2 separate regions of the Homo sapiens genome follow, and region 1 is linked to region 2. A link is an interaction called in ENCODE POLR2A ChIA-PET data of the cell type or tissue named here. Cell type or tissue: Panc1. All regions are shown on one strand. Each heading gives the region's core, and the rest is flanking DNA. Links, peaks and the distances in the headings are about the cores only.

Region 1 (16,396 bases), core at 3,800-6,299, 450 kb after region 2:
CCTTCAGGAACACAGAAAGGACATCACAGACTCCTCCTTTTTGGGTAGGGTACCTCTGTTTTTCCTCACGGAGCCCCAAGAATCGTGGGTGGACAGGCTCCTCTCAGTCTAAAGTGCTACTCTTTTTTTGTTGTTTTTTTTGAGACAGTCTCACTCTGTCACCCAGGCTGGAGTGCAGTGGCATGATCTTGGCTCAGTGCAACCTCTGCCTCCTGGGTTCAATCAATTCTCCTGCCTCAGCCTCCTGGGGAACTGGGACTACAGGCACATGCCACCACGCCAGGCTAATTTTTATATTTTTAGTAGACATGGGGTTTCACCATGTTGGCCAGGATGGTCTCAAACTCCTGACCTCAAGTGACCCTCCTGCCTCGGCCTCCCAAAATGCTGGGATTACAGGCATGAGCCACTATGCCCGACCTAGCTCTACTTTCTTTTATATTGAATTCCTTGATCTTTTCAACTTTCAGATGCATACATGTTTATGTGTTTTAGTTATATGTTGTGTCTACATATACACATATGTCTATACTTGTGTTTGGATATTGTCTACATGGTACCAAATTGCCGTAACAATAAATGAGTAATCAAAAATTAAATAAATAAGCCCAAATATTTTTCAAGTTCTTGTGACTTGAGTAAATCTTTTGGTAAATATGAGTAGTTTAATATAGTTGGTTTAATAAAAACAAATGTCTTTTGACTTATCAGCAAAATATGCATGTATTTAATGTTAAGGTGATTGCTTTTATGATACTTAGATAACATATGATAATATTAATAGCAAAATGGTTAATACAAAATTTAAGTTGAGATGATGGCTAGATTTGTCTAACGGCTCATGAAATTTTTCCAAACATAGTTGTTAAGAAAGAATAAGGCTGGGCACGGTGGCTCATGCCTGTAATCCCAGCACTTTGGGAGGCCGAGGTGGGCAGATCACCTGAGGTCAGGAGTTCGAGACCAGCCTGGCCAATATGGCGAAACCCCATCTCTACTAAAATTACAAAAATTAGCCAGGCATGGTGGTGTGCACCTGTAGTCCCAGCTACTCGGGAGGCTGAGGCAGGAGAATAGCTTGAACCCAGGAGGTAGAGGTTGCAGTGAGCCGAGATCGCACCACTGACTCCAGCCTGGGCGACAGAGTGTGACTCCGTCTCAAAAAAAAAAAAAGAATAATTAAAATAAATGTAAATAGGAAAAAAGTTTATAAATTGACATAATAATTATGTTTTATAATATATTTACTTTAAGAGGTTTCTAGGCTGGGCCCAGTGGCTCACGCTGTAATCCCAGCACATTGGGATGCCAAGGCAGGCAGATCACTTAAGGTCAGGAGTTCGAGACCAGCCTGGCCAACATGGCAAAACCCCGTCTCTAGTAAAAATACAAAAATTGGCTGGGTGTAGTGGTACATGCCTATAATCCCAGTTTACTTGGGAGGCTGAGGCAGGAGAGTTGCTTGAACTCAGGAAGCAGAGGTTGCGGTGAGCTGAGATCATACCACTGCCCTCCAGCCTGGGTGACAGAGTGAGACTCCTTCTCAAAAAATAAAACAAAATAAAAGGTTTCTATATCCTTAGAGTTTTGCTAAGGCAAATTACATGATAAATATTCATTAAATATGTAGGTCATTTCCGAATAAGATATAATGCTATGACATTCAGTACTAAATATTAGTTTAATCTTACATACTTTTGGCTTCTTATTTCAGAGAAACGAAATATATCTGGATGTTAGTAAATATGTCCTATTCCACATTGAAAAATGGTTCCATGGCTAGGCGTGGTGGCTCATGCCTATAATCCCAGCACTTTGAAAGGCTGAGGCAGGCCTGAGGTAAGGAGTTCGAGACCAGCCTAACCAACATGGAGAAACTCCGTTTCTTCTAAAAATACAAAATTAGCCAGGCATGGTGGCGCATGCCTGTAATCCCAGCTACTCGGGAGGCTGAGGCAGGAGAATCTCTTGAACCTGGGAGGACGTTGCAGTGAATCGAGATCATGCCATTGCACTCCAGCCTGGGCAACAAGAGCAAAACTCCATCTCAAAAAAAAAAAAAAAGAAGAAGAAGAGAAAGAAAAATAGTTCCATTAGAAAGCCCATGTTTCCCACAGGCTTTAAAAAAGAAAAGAAAAGAAAAGAAAAGAAAAAAAGCTTATGTTTTTAAAAACTGTAAAATGTGTATTCATAAATTGTTGGGATGTGATTGACAGTTACTATTCCTTCCTCTATACTCTGAAAAACCAACGAGGAACCAAAGATATTTGGCTTTTGCTGGCTATATCTACCAATATTCACCATATTAGAAATTGAAACTGAGGGCCGGGCTCAGTGGATGACACCTGTAATTCCTGCCCTCTGGGAGGCTGAAGCAGGAGGATCACTTGAGCCCAGGAATTTGAGACCAGGCAGGGCAACAGAGTGAGACCATGTCTCTACAAAAAAGTACAAAAATTAGCCAGGCATGGTGGGGCACACCTATAGTCCTAGTTACTCGGGAGGCTGAGGTAGGAGGATCACTTTAGCTGAGAGATTGAGGCTGCAGTGAGCTGTGATCATGCCACTGCACTCCAGCCTGGGTGACACAGTGAGACTCTGTCTTAAAAAAACAGAAAAATCAAAACTGAGAAATTAAAAAACATTTACATATTTCTTCATTTTAAAATAATAATATTGAAACTACTATGTTAATATAAGTAACATTTTTATGAAAAGTAACTGCTTTTTTAAAAAAATGAGTAAGAACAGTAGTATTGTTTGGCCAGGCGCGGTGGCTCATGCCTGTAATCCAGCACTTTGGGAGGCTGAAGCAGGCAGATCATGAGGTCAAGAGATCGAGGCCATTCTGGCCAACATGGTGAAACCCCGTTTCTACTAAAAATACAAAAAATTAGCCAGGCGTGGTGGCGGGCGCCTGTAATCCCAGCTACTCGGGAGGCTGAGGCAGGTGAATCACTTGAACCTGGGAGGCAGAAGTTGCAGTGAGCCGAGATCACGCCACTGCACTCCAGCCTGGTGACAGAGCAAGACTCCGTCTCAAAAAAAAAAATAGTAGTATTGTTTTACATTTTTGCAAATTTCATTAATGTTTGGCTTAATAGAAAATAGGTTGATTCTCATATTTGCTAAATGTATTTTTGATACCACATCAGACTCAAGAAGTGGTATTTCTTAAAGGTTCATTGTAGTGTAGAATCTGAAACCATATGAATAAACTTCCCATACAATATTACATTAAAATCCATTGATCTAGTTTACACTTTGAATCTTTTGCCCATTTCTGATTTTGTAAAATGATGTTTTGATCACTTGGAAAATATTGCTCCACTGAGTTTTGTAGCTCTTCTAAAATTTTTTCATATTTTATACAATATTTTGAAAATCACAATTATTATTTGTGTAAAAAATCAGTTATTCCATTTATATGGAATGTCTGGAGTAGGCAAATCCACAGAAATAGAAACTATATTAGTGATTGCCAGAGCTGGGGACAGATGGGAATAGAAAGTGACAGCTCATAAGTACGGGGTCTCTTTTTGAGGTGCTGAAAATGTTCTGGAACTAGATGACAGTGACGATTGCACAACTCTGAATATAATACAAAAAACACTGACATATATACTCTTTTTTTTTTTTTTTGAGACGGAGTCTCGCTCTGTTGCCCAGGCTGTAGTGCAGTGGCCCGATCTTGGCTCACTGCAAGCTCCGCCTCCCGGGTTCATGCCATTCTCCTGCCTTAGCCTCCCAAGTAGCTGGGACTACAGGCGCCGGCCATCACGCCTGGCTAATTTTTTGTATTTTTAGTAGAGATGGGGCTTCACCGTGTTACCCAGGATGGTCTCGATCTACTGACCTCGTGATCCACCTGCCTCGGCCTCCCAAAGTGCTGGGATTACAGGCGTGAGCCACCGCGCCTGGCCATATATACTCTTAAAGGGTAAATTTTATGATATGTGAATTACATCTCAATTTTTAGAATCACATGTGTTAATACTACTAGGCAGTCTGATGAGATGGGTGGTAATAAAACTTTCAAAGTATTTTAAAGTACTTAAAAATACTTTAAGCATTGGAAAGTGGACAAGCTCATGGAAGTTGGTGTAAATTATCCAAAATATTATTTTTCTTTTGAAAGTTTGAATATTATCATTGGCAAGGAAATCTGCACTTGTTTTCCTTGAAGGGATAGCCTCATTTCCAATAATGTGTCTGCCAAGTATAAACATGGTGTTTCATGAAAAAAGGGGTAGTTGAGCTCGCGATTCATCACACAACTGCTTTTCCTCATGACAACCGTGACACTCTGATGTGCAGCAGATGCGGTCTTGCTTCCTCCCACCTTTGTCACACAGTATTAAAGATAGTGCGGTGGCTCACGCCTGTAATCCCAACACCCTGGGAAGCCGAGGCAGGCCGATCACTTGAGGCCAGAAGTTTGAGACCAGCCTGGACAACATGGTGAAACTCTGTCTACACTAAAAACACAAAAATTAGCAGGGCGTAGTGGCAGGTGCCTATGATCCCAGCTACTTGGGAGGCTGAGGCATGAGAATCACTTGAACCCGGGAGGCGGAGGTTGCAGTGAGCTGAGATGGTGCCACAGCACTTCAGCCTGGGTGATGGAGGGAGAAAAAGTAACCACTTCTTAAAAAAATGAGTGGCCGGGCACGGTGGCTCACGCCTGTAATCCCAGCACTTTGGGAGGCTGAGGCCGGTGGATCACGAGGTCAGGAGATCGAGACCATCCTGGCTAACACGGTGAAACCCCCTCTCCACTAAAAATACAAAAAATTAGCCGGGTGTGGTGGCAGGCACCTGTAGTCCCAGCTACTCGGGAGGCTGAGGCAGGAGAATGGCATGAACCCAAGAGGCGGAGCTTGCAGTGAGCCGAGATCAGGCCACTGCACTCCAGCCTGGGCGACAGAGTGAGACTCTGTCTCAAAAAAAAAAAAAAAAAAAAAAAAAAAAGAGTAAGAATAGTGGTATTGTTCGGCCTGTTTCAAAAAAAAAATAAAGGACTTTGATTAGTCAGTGTTGATACCGGATGAACACAAGCAAAACATCAAGCGCAACCTAATCTACTGACTTGGCCATTTATAAGACATCAGCACAATATGCAGAGAAGAGATTAACTCATCCTTCATGTTTGCTGCTAGAGCTTTAATATGACAAGTTACTGTGTCATTAGAAAGTGGCACTGTTTGGCAAAACCGTGTCTCTACCAAAAATACAAAAATTTGGTGGGCGTGGTGGCGGGCATCTGTAATCCCAGCTACTTGGGAGGCTGAGGCAGGAGAATTGCTTGAACCCAGGAGGCAAAGGTTGCAGTGAGCAGAGATCACGCCACTGCACTCCAACCTGGAGGATAGAGGGAGACTCCACCTCAAAAAAAAAAAAAAAAAAAGTGGCACCGTTGTGATTTTCTTTTGCTGAGTTTCCATCCAGCAAGCACTTGGCAATGCCAGCTGAATGGGCTTGTCCGCCTTTCTCAGGGCAGTACGGTAACTTACCCACTTCAACGGCTTTTTCATTTTGGTTTAAAAAGCTGTAATGATACATTCTGGGCTTTTAAGAAACATCATATCTACATTTAAAATATTCAACTCCTTTTTTCTTTAAACTCTGAATGATTCCTCTCAAAGTGATGCCGTAACTTGAGGGGTACCAAAAAAGGTAAATTTTTAACACTATAAAGCCAAGGAAAAATACCTTCTGAGTCATATTTATACTTCTTTTTACTAGTTTTTCCCTTATGTGAGTTTGAAAACTCCTTAATATGTCAGTTTCATCTTTTTTTAGCATCTTTAGTCTCAGTGCAGCTGTGGGCTAAGAAAGCAAGATTTCCCATATCCCCCTTTAAAGCAAATGATCCATCTTTAAATAGAATAAAAATATAAATGTTTAAGTTTTCAATAAAATATTAAATCCTAGAATTCACATTTTAGGGTTTAAAAGCTATTTTTAAAAGTACTTTTGGCTGGGCAAGGTGGTTCACTGCCTGTAATCCCAGCACTTTGGGAGGCCAAGGCGGGTGGGTCACCTGAGGTCAGGAGTTCGAGACCAGCCTGACCAATATGGTGAAACCCCATCTCTACTAAAAATACAAAAAGTAGCTGGGTGTGGTGGCACGCACCTGTAGTCCCAGCTACTTGGGAGGCTGAGACAGGAGAATTGCTTGAACCTGGGAAGTGGAGGTTGCAGTGAGTTGAGATCACACCACTGCACTCCAGCCTGGGTGACAGAGTGGGACTCCCTCTAAAAAACAAAATAAAACAAAAGTATTTTTAAATATTATTGCAAAGTAAGACAACAAAGTATATCTACCTCTTGTATTTCCACACAGGTAAACCTCAGGATACCAATTTACTGGATGAGAATAAGGTTGCATAAAAGATAGCAGGTATAGGCTGGGCGCGGTGGCTCACGCCTGTAATCCCAGCACTTTGGGAGGCTGAGGCGGGCAGATCACGAGGTCAGAAGTTCAAGACCAGCTTGGCCAACATGGTGAAACCCCGTCTCTACTAAAAATACAAAAATTAGCTGGGCGTGGTGGCGCGTGCCTGTAATTCCAGCTACTTGGGAGCCTGAGGCAGGAGAATCATTGGAAACCAGCCTGGGCAACACAGCGAGACTCAGTCTCAAAAAAAAAAAAGATAGCAGGTATAACAAAGATAACTAGCAAGAGCACGGTAGAAGTACTGAAAACAAACTAGGTTAGCCTCTGAAAATTCAACATATTCATACCCTAAACCTATTACCTTAGAAAAGTCTAGAAAACACAAAAATAGACAAGCATATGTTCCACTAGTCATCAGAGTAACATCACAGTTCACATAGCCTCTGGAAAATTCCACTGCTTACTTGTGAAAGAATGAATACAAAAGCGGCCAGGCCTGGTGGCTCTTCCCTATAATCCCAGCACTTTGGGAGGCTGAGGCGGGAGGATTGCTTGAGCCCAGGAGCTTGAGACCAGCCTGGGCAACATGGTGAAACCCCATCTCTACTAAAATATAAAAATTAGCCAGGCATGGTGGCACGTACCTGTGGTCCCAGCTAGTTGGGAGGGTGAGGTGGGAGGATTGCTTGAGCCTGGGTGGTAGAAGTTGTAGTGCACCAAGATTGCGCCATTGCACTCCAGCCTGGGTGACAGAGTGAGATCCTGTCTAAAAAAAAAAAAAAAAAAAAAAAAAAAAAGAATGAGTGAATGAATGAAAAAGGTAAATAATGTCCTAGTATTATTATGAAAATAGTTCTGACCTCACAGATGACTGAAGGGGTTTTGAGGACTCCCAAGATCCCAGCAGCACACTTTGTGCTAGAGGAATCAGAAGGAGAGATGGCTGAAGTGTGAAGTGGCCCTGGAGGCTGGGCATGACTTGGTTAGGGGGCTGGCATGATGACGGGGCAAGGGGAGAACAACATGGGTGAAAACACAGACCCGGAAAGCACAGGAGGAGCTCAGGTTCAAAGAATAGCCTGAAGTAACCAAGAATAGGGATGATGCCAGGCTGCACAGGTAGGGGAAGGTTGTTTATACAAAACCTTGACAGATAAGCCAAGAGAAGTTCACGCTGATAAGCTTAATCTCTGCAAAGTGGGAGGTCGGATTGATTGTCAAGTCATGAGTCTCATAAATATTAATCAAAAGAACAGGATGGTGGCCAGGCATGGTGGCTCATACCTATAATCCTAGTACTTTGGGAGGCCGAGGTGGGAGGATCACCTGAGGTCAGGAGTTCGAGACCAGCCTGGCCAACATGGTGAAACCCTGTCTCTACTAAAAATACAAAAATTAGCTGGGAGTGGTGGCACATGCCTGTAATCCCAGCTACCCAGGAGGCTGAGGGAGGAGAATTGCTTGAACCCGGGAGGCGGAGGTTGCAGAGAGCTGAAATCGAACCACCACATTTCAGCCTGGGCCACAGAGTAAGACTGTCTCAAAAAAAAAGGCCGGGTATGGTGGCTCTCACGCCTGTAATCCCAGCACTTTGGGAGGCTGAGGCGGGTGGATCATGAGGTAAGGAGTTCAAGACCAGCCTGGCCAAGATGATGAAACCCCATCTTTACTAAAACTACAAAAATTAGCCAGGCGCAGTGGCGGACGCCTGTAGTCCCAGCTACTGGGGAGGCTGAGGCGGGAGAATTGCTTGAACCCGGGTGGCAGAGGTTTCAGTGAGCCAAGATCGCACCACTGTACTCTAGCCTGGGTGACAGAATGAGACTCCATCTCAAAAAAAAAAAAAAAAAAAAAAAAAAAAAAGAACAGGATGGTGCTGAGAATAAACTCTACTCAGAGGAGCATATCAGAATCTCCAAGGAAGAGGTGTCACCTTCCTACTCCTTTTAGCCCCTCCCCTACTACCCCCAACCAAGGAAGCCCCATGAGAACAGGACTAGGTCTGTCTGCTTCCATGGCATTCCCAAGCGTGGAGCGCAGTGCCTCCAGGCACAAGGCAGACACTGAAACACCACCTGGAGAAAGTCCTCTGGAAGTGTGCCCCATTTCCCAAGGGTGCGTGAAAGGAGGAAGAGTCACTGAGCTCTCTCCAGGGCAGCATTCCTTGGATGGCCTTGGATTCACCAGCAGCCCTTTAGGACCTACTCTGCTGGTCAGTAAAGGAACAGCTGCAGGACTTTCAGAGGTGGAAACAGGAGAAGAATCCTTCAAAGGTGGAAGAAAAAGAGTAGAGAGGTAGGAAGTAAAGCTGGCTAGCGAAGAACCTTGGATGTTAGGAAAAATGGGGAACATTTACTGACTGAACTTGCTTGTGGGCAGGGCCGTGTTCTAGTTATGCAAGTGTCTCCAGGGCTTAGCTCAGTGCCTGGCACAGAGTAACTAATACATAAACAGTATTTTTATTTATTTATTTATTAGTTTTTATTTATTTTCGAGACAGCATCTCGCTCTGTCGCCCAGGCTGGAGTGCAATGGCGCAGTCTCAGCTCACTGCAACCTCCGCCTCCCGGTTCAAGCAATTCTCCTGTTTCAGCCTCTAGCCATCTTCTCAACTTAAATTTCCTATTAACCATTTTGCTATTAATATTATCATATGTTATCTAAGTATCATAAAGCAATCACCTGAACATTAAATACATGCATATTTTGCTGATAAGTCAGAAGATATTTGTTTTTATTAAACCAACAATATTAAACTACTCATATTTACCAAAAGATTCACTCAAGTCAAGTGAACTTGAAAAATATTTGAGCTTATTTATTTGATTTTTGATTACTCGTTTATTGTTATGTTAACTTGGTACCGTGTAGACAATATCCAAACACAAGTATAGACATATACATATATGTGGGCACAACGTATAACTAATACACATACACATGTATACATCTGAAAGCTGAAAAGATCAAGGAGTTCAATATAAAAAAAGAGTAGAGCTAAGCCAGGTGCAGTGGCTGATGCCTGTAATCCCAGCACTTTGGGAGGCCGAGGCGGGCGGATCACTTGAAGTCAGGAGCAGCTGGGACTACAGGTGCACGCCACCAGGCCCGGCTAATTTTTGTATTTTTAGTAGAGACAGGGTTTCACCAGATTGGTCAGGCTGGTCTCGAATTCTTGACCTCAGATGATCCACTCACCTCAGCTTCCCAAAGTGCTGGGATTACAGGCATGAGCCACTGCACCCTGCCTAAAACAGTATTTTTAAATGAATTAACAACGGGAGCTGAGAAAGGGATACTAGATTAGAAACTCTCAGTAGTAGCTAAGAGAGTAGCTTTAGAAGATGACCAAGAGAGGCTAAGGAATTGCGGGAATAGTAGAGAACAAGGGGAAGCAGCGAGGGGAGAGTAATTGTTATAGCTGTTTGGTGGCTCAGAAGGAGAGAAATAACAGGGCACTGAGAAGGTCATTAGAATGAAGCTTCTTTCAAGGAGAGACCTATATTCTTTTTTTTGTAGAAACAAGGTCTCACTTTTCACTATATTTTTCAGGCTCATCTCAAACTCCTGGGCTGAAGGGATCCACCCACCTCGGCCTCCCAATGTGCTGGGATTACAGCCTGTCGGATTCCTATGTTCTTAAGAAAAGAAAAGGGTGCCAGGTGCGGTAGCTCATTCCTGTAATCCCAGTGTGGGAGGCCAAGGCAGGAGGATCAGTTGAAACCAGAGTTTGAGACCAGCCTGGGCAACATAGCAAGACCCTGTCTCTATTTACATAAGTATTCAAAAAAGAGAAGGAAAGAGAATCTGTGAAGAGGAGAGATGGAAGATATAGAGAACAAGGAGATGAGAAAGACCAGAATCCCTAACAATGGATAGGTGAGCACTGTAAATAAGTCAACTCCTCCCTCTGAAGGTAGAAGAAAGACAAGGTGGGCCCAGGACAGGGAGGTTTCATGCAGGAGAGAAGAGAAGCTGTGACGTTCACACTGAAAAGATTAATCTCTGCGAAGTGGGAGATAAGACTTGAAGATCCACTGTGAGAAGCCCAGGAAATAGATAATACAAGGCCTGTTAAGGCAATGCGTGGAAGCCAAAGGAAGCCAGGCTAGGTCGGTCGGGGGCCAAGGCAGCACATCTGGTGTGCCCCAGTGATGCTCTGCCGTCTGACCATAGGGAAGAGGACATAAATCGCCCGTCGGGTGGACATCCTGCAGGTTACAGGGCAAGAGCGTTTCACGCGTTGAGCGTTTCACTAATCCTGGAATTCAGAGAGGGCAGGTAGTCAAGTACAGTCAGGGAGGGGCTGCTGGATGAACAGGCAGTAAGGGACGCAGGTTAGGGCAGAGAGCAAACCGGTCACATGTACAGATTCATGGAAGCTTAGAAGAAGTGAGTTTTGGAAATGAGGCAACTCCTCAAGAAGGTAAGGAGGCTTCCCTCCAGAAGCAATGGCTCCACACCAGAAAGCTCAGATGTGAAGGCCGTGGAAGGATAAGCATTCCAGGTTGGCCAGGCTGGAGTGTGGTATGTGTGGATGGGGGGAGGTCTCCAGCGTCAAAATATTCAGAGAACAGTGAGTTGGGGAGGGAATGCTGATGTTGAATTGCAAAGACTGGAGCGGGGAAGCAGTTGTCATCTATGAAAAGGGAATTGAGCCATGGTGGAGAGCGGAGACCACTGCAATGCAGGAAAGGTGCTACAGTTGGACTGTGAGGAGAGAGTTGGGTTGAGGGTCTCCAATTAGCACTGGAGAGCAAGGTGAGAGCCAATCCCACCTCCTCTTGAATTGCCAGGTGAAATAGAAGGAGGTAAGGGTTTCTTGACAGAGGCAGATTTCCAAGTGGTCAAGTAGAGGAAAGTGGTAGGAAGAGAGCACTGAGTTTGGGAAAGAACCAGTAAGCTGTATTTACTCACCCCCTTTACTCATCCTGGTAGCTTTCCATAAGAGTGTATGAGGGGCTCGAAGAATTTACCCCTTGCTCATTATTTAAATGCCTTAAGACACTTTAGGCTAGGTGCTGTAGCTCATGCCTGTAATCCCAACAATTTGGCAGGCTGAGGTGGGAGGATCACTTGAGCCCAGGAGTTTGAGACCAGCCTGGGCAACATGGCAAGACCTCATCTCTACACAAAATGCAAAAATTATTTGGGTGTAGTGATGTGTGCCTGTGGTCCCAGCTTCTCTGGAGGCTGAGGTGAGAGGATCTCTTGAGGTTGAGGCTGCAGTGAGCTGTGTTTGTGCCACAGCACTTCAGCCTGGGCGATAGAGTGAGACCCTGTCTCAAAAACAACAACAACAAAAAGATACTTTATTAAAAATAGGCAATAATTTTGTTCATCAAAAGCTTGGCATATTCTCTGGGCAACCAGTCTTGAATGGTCTCATATTATGCTCAAGGCCCTCTCCTTATAATTTCAAATGTGACCTGCACAAATCCCATCACCTTTTCAAGTTCTATTGGTGAGATGTAGTTTTGGCTCTGAAAGGAGAGGTGCTGTGGCATTTGTGGTTAAGAACACAGACTTAGTAGGTAGAGATTTGTCTCAGTTTTATGAAACTTTGAAAAAATTAACTTGTCCTCTCAGAATAATTAGATTTTGCAGGCAATGCAGTCTGTGTCACGACTACTACCTAATGCTGCCATTGTAGTATGGAAGCGACCACAGATAACACATAAATACTGTTCCAATAAAGCTTTATTTATAAATCAGGAGGCTGGTCAGATTAGGTCCACGCCATAATTTGTAGACCCCTGAGAGAAATGACAGAAATAATATCACTTACTTTTAAGGATTGCTGTTAAGAATTCAGTTGTTTACTATCTGTTTATTTCTTGGCACATAGTAGACAATAGATAGAAGCTGCTAATATTATTATTTCTGAGGTTATTCCAGTGCAGTCTGTGGCCATGGATCAGTGGCTGTAAGACTTTTTGAATGGGCAGAACATATTTCCCAATTGAAAATAACTTTCCTGAGTGGAAAACCGTTTTTGAGGGAATATAATGCAGGTAGTCCTCTGTAGTGCCCCACTCTGACAGTTACACGTTGCAAGGGCAGACGAATGCTGCCTCAGAGTGCAGATGATCTTATTTTAAAATGAAGTAGAAGTGAAGCTATTAATTTTATTTTGTAAAATGACAATGTATATTGTTAGGGTTTTAACTGCAGGTGCCATTTTTCTTCAATGTGGTGGCACTTTGTTCACTTGATGTTTTTGGTTTTTTAAAATATAAATTTTATTGTGTGTATCTGACAGTATAGCATGATGTTATGGGATATATATAGACAGTAAAAACGTTACTATGGTGAAACTGATTAACAATATCATCTCACATAATTCCTTTTTATTAGTGCAAGTGCAGCTAAAATCTACTTATTTAACAAAAATCCCCAATACAATGCAATTTTATTAACATTAGTCCTCATGTTGTACATCAGATCTCTAAACTTTTTATCCTATATATTTCCTATTTTATATGCTTTGAACTGTATTTCCTCATTTCCTCTCTCCCTAGCCTTTGCCTGTGGTAACCACTGTTTCATTCTCTATCTCAGTATATATGAGTGCTCTTATATTTATATATATTCCAGGGCTAGGCATCGTGGCTCATGCCTATAATCCTAGCACTTTAAGAGGCTGAGGTGGGAGGATCACTTGAGCCCAGGAGTTTGAGACCAGCCTGGGCAATGTAATGAGACCCTATCTCTACAAAAAACTAAAAAGTTAACTGAGCATGGTGGCGCCCTAGTCTCAACTACTCAGGACAGGAGGCTGAGGTGGGAGGATGACTTGAGCTTGGCAGGCAAAGGTTGCAGTAAACCGAGATTGTGCCACTGCACTCCAGCCTGGGTGACAGAGCGAGACTTTGTCTCAAAAAAAAATTATATATATATATATACACACACACACATACACACACACACACATATATACACACACACACATATATACACACACACACATAAACACACACAGATATATGTGAATATATATTTATATATATAATTAAAAACGATATATATTTCACATATAAGTAAGATCAGACCATGTTTTTCTCTTCGTTTCTGGCTTATTTCACTTAGTATAATAACCTCCAGGTCCATCTGTGTTGTTGCAAATGCTAGGATCTCTTTCTTTTCTAAGGCCAAATAATATTCCATTGTATACATCTACCACATTTACTTTATCCATTTGTCCATCAGTGGATATTTAGGTTGTTTCCACATTGCTTATTGTGAGTAATGTTGCAATGAACATGGGATTGCAGACATCATTACGAGGCAGTGATTCATCTCCTTTGGATATACACCCAGAAGACGGACTGCTGGTCACATGGTAGCTCTATTTTAAATTTCTTTAGGAACCTCCATACTGTTTTCCATAATAGCTGTACCAATCTACATTCTCACCAACAGTGTACTAGGGTTTCCTTTTCTCCGTACCCCTGCCAACATTTGTTATTTATCACTTGTTTTTTCGACAAGAGCCACCTTTATGGGTGTGAGGTGGTATCTCGACCTGGTTTTAATTTGCATTTCTCTGCTGATTAGTGATGTTGATCACCTTTTTATATACCTGCTGGCCATTTTTTAAAAAAAATTTAAAGTTGAGACAGGGTCTTGCCATATTGCCGAGGCTGGTCTCAAACTCCTGGGCTTACATGATCCTCCTGCCTTGGTCTCCCAAAGTGCTGGGATTATAGGCATAAGCCACCATGCCCGGCCACTGTTGGGCATTTTTATGTCTTCTTTGGAGAAATGTCTGTTTAGATCTTTTGCCCATTTATTAATAGGGTTATTTGTTTTTTTGTTATTGAGTTGTAAGAGTTCTTTATACATTTTGGATATTAACTCCTTATCAGATATGTGGTTTGCAAATATTGTTTTCTAGTCTGTAAGCTGCCTTTTCATTTTGTTGATTGTTTCCTTTGCTCTGCAAAGGTTTTTTAGTTTGGTATCATCCCATTTATTTATTTTTGCTTTCGTAGCCTGGTTTTTTGGTATGATATCCAAAAAATCATTGCCAAGGCCTATGTCAAGGACTGAGCCCAGGAGGAGGAGTTTTCGCCTAGAAGTTTTATGGTTTCAGGTCTTACATTTAGGTCTTTTATCCATTTTGAGTTGAGTTTTATGTATGGTGTAAGGTAAGGGTCAAATTTCATTCTTTTGCAGTGGCAATCTAGTTTTCCCAGCACCATTTATTGAAGACATTATCCTATCCCCATTTTGTCCTCTTGGTGCCCTTGTTGAGAATTAATTGATCCTATGTGTTTGGACTTATTTCTGGGCTTTCAATTTTGTTCCATTGGTCTATGTTTCCGTTTTTCTGCCAGTACTATAGTGTTTTGATTAGTATAGCTCTATAATATAATTTTAAATCAGGAAGTGTGAGGCCTCAAACATTTTCTCTCAGTATTGCTTTGGCTATTCTAAGTATTTTGTGGTTCTATATTAATTTCAGGATTTTTTTCTTTATTATTTTACTTAGAGACAAGACCTTGCTCTGTTGCCCAGGCTGGAGTGCAGTAGCATGATCATAGCTCACTGCAACCTTGAACTCTTAGGCTCAAACAATCCTCCTGCCTCAGCTCCATGGTATGTGGGACTGCAGGCATGCACCACCACACCCAGCTAATTTTTAACTTTTTTTTCTTTAAGAGACAGGGTCTTGTTATACTACCCAGGCTTTTTTTTTTTTTTTTTTCTATTTCTGTGAAGAATGTCCTTGGGAATTTTGATAGGCACTGTATTAAATCTGCATATTTCTTTAGGTAATACAGACATTTGAACAATATTAAATTTTCCCATCCATGAATATATGTATTTATTTGTGTCTTCTTTGATTTCTTTCATCAGTTTTATAGTTTTCAGTGTATCAATCCTTCATGTCCTTGACTAAATTTGTTCCCAGATATTTTAAGTTTGTTTTTTCTTTTTTTTTTTTTTTGACAGTCTTGCTCTGTCACCCAGGCTGGTGTGCAGTGGTACAATCTTGACTCACTGCAACCTCTGCCTCCTGGGTTCAAGCAATTCTCCTGCCTCAGCCTCCTGAGTAGCTGGGATTACAGGCGCCTGCCACCACACCCTGCAATTTTTTTGTATTTTTAGCAGAGATAGGGTTTCACCATGTTGGTCTTGAACTCCTGACCTCGGGTGATCCACCCACCTCGGCCTCCCAAAGTACTGGAATTACAGGCATGAGCCACCGCACCTGGCCAGATATTTTAGTTTGTGATGCTGTCGTAAATGTGACTGGTTTCTTGAATTCTTTTTCAGCTAGAAAAAGAATTGTGTATAGATATGCTACTGATTTTTTTGTATGTTGATTTTGTATCCTGCAACTTTACTGACTTCATTTATTAGTTACAGTTTTTTGTCAAATCTTTGGGGTTTTCTACCTATAGAATCATGTCATCTGCAAATAGAGATAATTTTACTTCTTCCTTTTCAACTTGGATGTTTTTCTTTCTTTTTCTTGTCTGATTGCTCTTGCTAGCAAGCACTTGCAGTACTATGTTGAATAGAAGTGGTGAATGTGAGCATCCCTGCCTTGTACTGGATCTTAGTGGAAAAAGTTTTCAGTTTTTCCTTGTTGGTTATGTTGTTAGCTGTGAGGTCTTTGTAAACTGCCTTTATTATGTTGAGGAACTTTCCTTCTATACATAGTTAAGTTTTCATTAAGAAAGGATACTGAACTTTGTCAAATGTTTGTCAATTAAGATAATTATGTATTTTCTCTTTCATTCTGTTAAGATAATGTATCACACTGATTGATTTGTGTATGTCAAACCTGCTTTGCATGCCAGAGATAAATCTCACTTTGTCTTGATGTACAATCTTTTTGTGTTGTTGAATTCAGTTTTCTAATATTTTATGAAGGATTTTCGCATCAATGCTCATCAGAGATGCTGGCCTGAAGTTTTCTTTTCTTGTCTTGTGTTTTTGTCTGGCTTTGGTATCAAGATGATGCTGGTCTCATAAAATATGTTT
Region 2 (2,500 bases), core at 1-2,500:
GGATGAGAAGGGAAGCCAATTGGGCTGGTCACCAGTGTGGTCAACTGAGCCTCACTCTTGCTGGGGACTCTCTGAAGAACCATAATGAATGATCCTCAGGCTGCCCATCTTAGGAATGGAAGCGAGAGTATTTATTCACTGGATCTGACTTTATTGGTCAAGATGTTCAATAAAGTAAGAAAAGTATTAAAATATCTTGGTAACCTGAGATTAGGCCAAGATTTCTTAAACAAGATTAAAAAAATAATTATAAATGATAAAACAGACCAATTACACAAGGATAAAATATTCCGTACATCAAAAACTTACAATCAAGTGAAAAGACAGGTCAAAAGGTGATATCAAAGAGGCTGGGGGAGTTTTTAAGAAACGCACCAGCATGGCACATGTATACATATGTAACTAACCTGCACAATGTGCACATGTACCCTAAAACTTAAAGTATAATAATTAAAAAAATATGGAGATCAGGCAAGGCCTCTCCATGGAGGAGACACCTGAGCTGAAACATGAATAAGAGGAAACCATTCTTACCAGGTAAAAGCATCTTATGTAGAGTCAACACGAAGTGCAAGGGTTCTGAGGCTGAACACTACTTGGTTTATTCAAGGAAGGCCAGAGTAGCAAGTGAGGGGGAATCATAAAGGATGAGGTTTAAGAGCTGATCAGGGGCAGCCTTTGTAATGCTTCATAGGCACAGTAAGAAGTTTAGACTTTTTTTTCTAGGTTCAACTGGAAACTTTTCTAGGTTCGACTGAAAACCACTGAAAGGATATAGCAGTTGGGTGGCCAACTGCTGAATGGAGAATAGGTTCTAGTGGGCAAGAATGAAAGCAGAGAGACCATTTAGGAGGACTCTGCGGTATTCCACATGCAAGATAATAGGGCTTGGGCCGGGGCAGTGGCAGGGGAGATAAAGAATGGACAAATCTGATATATAGTCTTGGAACTTGATGATAGAGAGAGTGCGAGGGGTTAGCATAGAGGGAAATCAAGCACACCTTCTACATTTTTGGCTCAAACTTAGTAAATGTAGTGCCATTTACTGAGATGAGGATTACTGATGAGGATGACAAGTTTGGGAATGAGAATCAAGAAATGTGCTTGACACATCAGATTTAAGACACCTGTTAGACTTCAGGTAGAAGTTTGGAGTAAGAAGTTGAATTTATGACTTCGCAGTTGAGGAGAGAGAGAAGAAAAGAAATATAATTGGTAGTCATTCACATATTGATAAAATTTAAAGAACAGGACTGGATGCAATTCCTAGGGAGAGAGTATAGAGACAAGGAAAGCACTCAGGTCCAATCCGTGGGGCACTCCAATACGTAGACATCAGGAAGCCACGAAGGGACCAACACCACCACCACCACCACCACCACCACCACCACCAATACTACCACTATCCACACTACCACCAACATCACCAGCAAATGACCAGGAAGGAGCTATATTAGCCAGTAGGAGATTGGGGTGTTCCAGAAGACAAGAGAAGAGAATGCATCCATCCACATGGCCCAAAGGAGACCACCTTCTCCCAGCTCACTCACCTGATCACGGTCATGCCAATACGTGCCAGGTGTTAAGAGGCAAAGGGCAGCCACAACTTCCAGTCAGAAAGGCCATGAGCAGGTGATCACTGAAGGCCATTCTCAGACAAGCCACACCAGCTCGATCTCTTTGACTGGAGGAACCAGCTTTTTGGAAACAGATCTTTTCAGGCCTCAGACCTCAGGCTCCTGGCAGGAGATTTGCCTCCCCTTCCAGCATTGCTCTACACACCTGCCGTCTACCCCCTACCTCATCTGTGAAGCCAGCAGGACATCCACCCTTGATCAATCTGTACAGTCCTCCTAGGGAGAAGCCCAGCTGCCTACTGAGAACATGTAGTCAAGAAGCAGACTGGCCCCCATAAATGAGATCCACAGGGAACCTGAATTAGCTGACAATATTGATTACCATGTGATTACTTATGACAAAGAGCAAGCAATGAAAAATCCCTGATCTTCTAATTTATAGGTCTTGACATTTCTTTACCCATCCTTTTATTTTTAATGTTTTTTCTTTGCTTGCTTTAAGTACATATTTTGTACAATCATATATTTGGATTAGATTTTCACAAGCTGGTAGAATTAATTTATTCATGCAAATTACTCATCCAATAACTATTAATCGGGCACTTACTGTGAATCAACCCACTATCCTAGATGCTGAGGATACAGTTGTGAATAAAACAAAGTCCTTGCTGGCGTAGAGCTTATGGTCTAGTGGGGAGACAGCAATGAAGAAATAAACACAGAAGATGGCAGAGTGTTTTGTGGAAAAGTAAACCAGAATAAGAACTTCAGGGAGTGGTGAATGGGGCTAGAAGTGTGTGTGGGAGGAGGATGTGTTATTTTATGTAGAAGAGCCAGGAAGAACTTCTCATAAGTCAGCATTTGAGGAGAGGCCTGACAAAAAGTCAGAGAGTAAGCCATGAATCCTGTCCTTCATTGGTCAA

The links. Peaks named below come from ENCODE experiments on the same cell type or tissue, not always from the same donor. Only the 100,000 strongest peaks of a DNase experiment are listed, where the experiment ranks them.
Region 1: POLR2A ChIA-PET joins it to region 2 with 14 read pairs; 2 of 35 experiments call an interaction of 5 or more read pairs at or near these places.

What each region holds. Positions count from the first base shown.
Region 1 is chr2:230,015,651-230,032,046 of GRCh38, reverse strand. It overlaps LOC107985996 (a long non-coding RNA gene), which reads right to left and starts at 7,166. Exons shown (of 2, transcript XR_001739919.3): 1 at 7,045-7,166. In Panc1, for the core only: no CTCF peak of the experiment used is centred there; no DNase peak of the experiment used is centred there.
Region 2 is chr2:230,479,918-230,482,417 of GRCh38, reverse strand. All of the region lies in intron 17 of SP100 (SP100 nuclear antigen), which reads right to left. The region is part of intron 3 of LOC101928816 (a long non-coding RNA gene); the gene reads left to right. Among named protein-coding and RNA genes, the nearest start is that of SP100, 65 kb to the right of the region's middle. In Panc1, for the core only: no CTCF peak of the experiment used is centred there; no DNase peak of the experiment used is centred there.